Regions from separate parts of the Mus musculus genome. Here region 2 is linked to region 1. Evidence: chromatin loops called from intact Hi-C (ENCODE). Cell type or tissue: heart. All regions are shown on one strand.

What was found. A loop is a pair of places that touch in the nucleus more often than their neighbours do. Peaks named below come from ENCODE experiments on the same cell type or tissue, not always from the same donor. Only the 100,000 strongest peaks of a DNase experiment are listed, where the experiment ranks them.
Region 2: it touches region 1 in a loop (8-fold over the local background); 32 of 42 quality-filtered maps call a loop at or near these places.

What each region holds. Positions count from the first base shown.
Region 1 is chr16:95,340,416-95,342,915 of GRCm38, forward strand. No RefSeq gene overlaps it. Among named protein-coding and RNA genes, the nearest start is that of Gm31641, 82 kb to the left of the region's middle. In heart, a CTCF peak has its summit at 1,293 (motif pointing left); a DNase peak (open chromatin) is centred at 1,016; H3K4me3 peaks cover 611 bases; H3K27ac peaks cover 1,187 bases.
Region 2 is chr16:95,208,419-95,210,918 of GRCm38, forward strand. The region is part of intron 3 of Gm31641 (predicted gene, 31641); the gene reads right to left. Among named protein-coding and RNA genes, the nearest start is that of Gm31754, 31 kb to the right of the region's middle. In heart, a CTCF peak has its summit at 940 (motif pointing right); no DNase peak of the experiment used is centred here.

The DNA.
Region 1 (2,500 bases):
GTGAGGGAAAGAGATTAAGATGGAAGGAATGGACAAAGGGATAGAGAGAAGAGAGAGTGGGAGACTGGGGAAGTAGGATGTGACAGGGAGAGAAAAGAGGAGAGAGATACAGAAAGGCAGAGACAGCGAGACACACAGAGATGAGAGAGATGCAGAGACAGACAGAGAGCCAGAGACAGAGAGAGAAAGAGAGAAAGGAGAGAGAAGAGATGAGAGAGACAGAGAGACACAGAGAGCGACAGAGACAGCAAGATACAGCGAGAAAGGGAAAAGAGAGAGAAAGACACACAGAGAGACAGAGACAGACAGAGAGACACACAGAGAAAGCGAGAGACAGAAAGAGAGAGAAGAGAGGAGAGATACAAAGAGAAACAGAGAGAAAGAGAGAAAGAGAGAGAGGAGAGAGAGAGAGAGGGAGGAGAGAGAGACACAGAGACAGAGAGACAGATTTCACGTTCAGCCTGATCTTTAACATCTAAAGCTTTAGCCAGTGGATGACACTGCAGGGTGGGACTAAGGACCTTGGAATGAGAGGCCTCCTTTTTCACTGCCTTCCTCTTCCTAAAACTCAAGCTTATTCACAGTTCCTGTAAAGGATATTAAGCCTCGGAGATTACAGGCACTTCGTCACTGGGGGATCGGGAAGGGGAAGGGATCGCACTAAACCTAGAGTTAGCCTGAGTGCAACTAATTGAAACCCTCAATTAATAGGATCAGCTTCCGCCTTCAGGACAAAAGCAAACACTACGAAGACAAATTAGCACTGGGATTTTTCCGTCATCCCCCTCTGGTGACATTCTGAACGCACTGACTACTGGGTACACAAGGAGCTTTGTGGGTTGTTGACAGCAGGCTGGGAAGACCAGGCTTGCCAGCCTCGCTCTGGATGGGCCTGCCACCTTAGCAGGCTGCGTCCTGTCTGAGCTTCATTTCTGGCCTGTGCAGTAGGGACTAAAATAACAACCATCTATTCAGAGAGCCTTGGCTGAGAGAAGTTGGGCTTGCTCCCAGGTCTGGGTTCCCTTCAACCTCCCTGTCTCCAGATCCTCCTGTCAAAGCACAGCTTGGGTGCACTGTACGCGCGCGCGCGCGCACACACACACACACACACACACACACACACACACACACGGTCTGAGTCCGCCAGCAGAGGGCGTGTTTTCCCCACAGCCTGGGGTTGAGGCGAAGGCTTTTTCTGTTTAAAACCAAAGCTACCCACAAAGGATGGGATAAGGGTAAAGAGTGCTACCGGAGGTGCTGAGCTGGTTTAGGAAACACTGGCACCACCTTCTGGAACATCGCGGTATTGACGTCCCCGTGGAAGAAAGCTGGTTTCCGGCAGGCATAGTGTGTCTTGCGCCAATCTTGGAACCTCAAGGCTCTAACAGTTTTCTTTTCTTTTCCTCTGTCATTTTCCAATCTCCTCTCACTCTTAGTTTTTCCAGCCAGGCTGACCTGGAATTTGCTGTGTAGCAGAGGGTGACCTTGAACTCCTGATACCCCTGCTTCCATTGCCCAAATGCTGGGATCAACAGGCACGAGCTACCTTACCTGCAGTTTTTCCTCTTATATTCCTGTACCTCCTGGGATATAGCCAGAGTCTTACGCATACTGAGCTAGTGCTTTAATTCTGTATGTATTCTATCTCAGCCTCTGGTAATCACTCTTTACCGGGGTTTTGCGTGTCTTCCTTCTGTTTCCCAATGCAAGCCTTTCCCTGACTGTCTGATTAAGCGCAGCCTCTATAGTGAGGACTCTGTGAGTGTTTTATGCTCCCCCTTCCAGTAGAGGGCCCTTTCATCTCACAGACTGTTCAAAGCTCTGTGGCAAGGCAGTTAGGTGCTGGCCCCGGAACTGAGAACTCCACCTCCAGTCAATGTTCTGTTTCGACGTGGTGACTTAGGCAGGTGAGAGTCCCTGTCGCCTCAGTTTCCTTGTCCATAACAAGGCTGACTGCAGAAGCCACCCGGAATAGTCAGACACCCAGAAACCAGGACCCTATTTTCAGACTCAGCTGGGGGCACCTGGGAGCAAGGGTGGAGCCTACAGCAGAACTAGAGATAGGACCAGCCTCTTCTCTGCCTGGCCAGACTCAGTTTCCTTGGCCACCTCGTTTAACAATTGGCTACTAAGTGAGCAGAGGCCATTATGTACTGTGTTAAAATAAGACCATTCCGGGCAGTCTGACTAAAATCATTCCCCATGCCTGTTTGCTCCATTAGATCACATGCATACATTTCCCCAGTTAAATTAATCGGAATGATGGACTCCATCTTTAAAGGCAATGGAATAATAAATTGCCGTTATCCAAACAGGGAAATAGGCTCTGTGGGAGAGCGTCACACCGCAGCTTCACGGTGCTCTACTACGCGAAGGTCTCCTTTCTACCCGCACTCTCTCACTCAGAGAAATCAGCCCTTTAAAATTGCAGGCGTCTGATGGAGCAATAGAGAATGAACCTACACAGACTGAAGGATGCTGGGAGTCCAGACCCACGCTT
Region 2 (2,500 bases), 130 kb before region 1:
CTGGTAAATATTTACCCATTTGATTATCACAGTAACCCAGTCTGTAGGCAGGACTGTAATCTCCACTTGACAGATAAGGAAACTGAGGCAAAAGCTAAGTCATACACTCAAGGACACACTGCAGATAAATCATTTCACGTAGTTGAGTTTAGCCTAAAGCCACGGAACCACACCTAAAGTCACAGGGCAAGAAAAGTAAGTTCCATTTCTCTACCCAGAGATAGGAGGGAAGAGAAACACTATAAATCAATGGGTTTCACAATCTACAACTTCCTTTTCTTTCTAAGGAAAAGTAAAATGCTTTGCCACCCTCCCCCACCATTTATTTCTTTGATCCAGAAATGTCCAATAGAAAGGCAGAAGATTGTACTGTATCTGACCAAGGCACATTAGGGTCAAGCTTTGGGTTTCTACCTTAAATTGGAAAGATCAGCAGAAATCTAACCAAGTTGCCTTCTCCCTCTCCCTCTCCCTCTCCCTCTCCCTCTCCCTCCTCTCCCTCTCCCTCTCCCTCTCCCTCTCCGTCAAATCATTCACTGAACACACACAGCACTGGCACCCTGTGATGCCCCTGGCTCACCTCTGTGAGTGAGAATTCAGTCTTGCAGAGGATGGTAAATACTTGGAACGCCTAGGACTCAGCATGGCAAGAGATCAAGGCAGCAATATGTCCCTAGGCCTCCAACCCAGCCTGGTGAATTTATGCCCAAGGCAGGCAGGCCTCCAAGGTCAGCTGGAATTGCTTGTCCTGATTTGGTGAGGGGCACAGAGAGGTGGGAGGGTATCCCAGTTCAGAGAGAACAGCTTTGCCTTGATGAAGGTCACATAGCCTGGGCTGGTTCAATTCAAGGTTTCTCAAACTAAACTCTGTTGGTGTTTGACATTGGATACTCAGTTCTGGAGGCCATCTGGAGTGCCATGCCATGACAGAAACATCCCAGGCCTCCACCACTAGATGCCAGCAGTGACCTCTTGTTGTGACAAAAAAAAAAAAAAAAAAGAAGTCAGCACTCTACAGACCCAAAGATCAAAAGAACCCTTCTGCTGAGAACTGCTGACTTATTATAATAACTCCAGAACTGATAAAGATCTGTTTAGACCAAAAACCTCTGGACTAAACCTACTATTCACCTAAAATTCCCAGACATTTTAGGATCAGCCATGAAATGACACCTCACATTGGCTCCAAGTTGGAGTGAGGGGGACAAAGTCGTTTGTAAAGGGATCTTCAGGAATATCTATCTCTTGGGGAGCTGCACATACCTCATCCTGGGTCCTTTCAAGGATCTACCACAAATAGCCTAAAAGAAAAAATGTGCTAGTTAACAACAAGGCCCTAGGTGATAAAAGGACAGCTGAGAAAAATAAAAATTTTAAATCTTCTGCCCAACAAATGTAGATAGAAACTGGAATGACTTCCCTCCCCCACGCTTCCATTCCTGTCATCTTTAACATATGCTAGCATCCAGTTACTGAAGCATTGAAGACAGGAAGCTGGATAGTGCATAAGACTCGGGAGTGCATGACTGGAGCCATGAAGGGACTGAGAGAAGAGGCATTCTGCGCAGACATGTTCCCTTCATGCTGCCTATCGTGTGTGTAACCCAGTCTGTTCTATTATCATTCTGGGCATCTTCAGCACCTCACTTCCCTAGGACAAGAACCCTAAGGTAGTGACTGATGCTTAGCCACACCAGTACCCTCACCAGCCCTCTGGAATGTCTGTGCCATTGGTGGTCTTTAGATTAGATCTAGGGATGAGTCAAGAGTAGAGTAGATCCAAGGATGAGTCAAGAATTAGTTTAGTCCCAGAGGGAGTGTCCATCATTGTGCTGGGAAACCATGTGTTAACGGACCCTTTCTTTCAACAACCAGATCCATTTCAAACTCAGAAAATTTTCCAGATGGGAAAGAGAAAGCATTGCAGACAGCTTGTTCTAGGCGTTGTCCAGAGAGGTATAATTGTCATCTGGGATGGGCAAAGTTCCAACCTGACCGTGATCCTGAATTATTCCTTCTCCTTGAGTGGAGATAAAAGCTGTGGGCAGAATAGGTATGACTCCTGTGACAGTGTTCTATATGGCACAGGGATTTATGTAGATAGACTAAGGTCCTTAGTTCATGTGAAGGGGGATCACTCTTAGTGGGTGTGGTGGTTTGAATATACTTGGCCCAGGGAATAGCACTATTAGGAGGTGGGGCCTTGTTGGAGTAGATGTGGCCTTGTTGGAGTAAGTGTGGCCTTGTTGGAGGAGGTGTGCCACTGTAGGGATGGGCAATAAGACCCTCCTCCTAACCACATGGGAGGCAGTCAGTCTTCTAGCAGCCTTCAGATGAAGATGTAGAACTCTCAGCTCCTCCTGCATCATGCCTGCCTGGATGCTGCCATATTCCATCCTTGATGATAATGGACTGAACCTCTAAACCTGTAAGCCAGCCCCAATTAAATGTTGTCCTTATAAGAGTCACCTTGGTTGTGGTGTCTTCACAGCAATGAAAC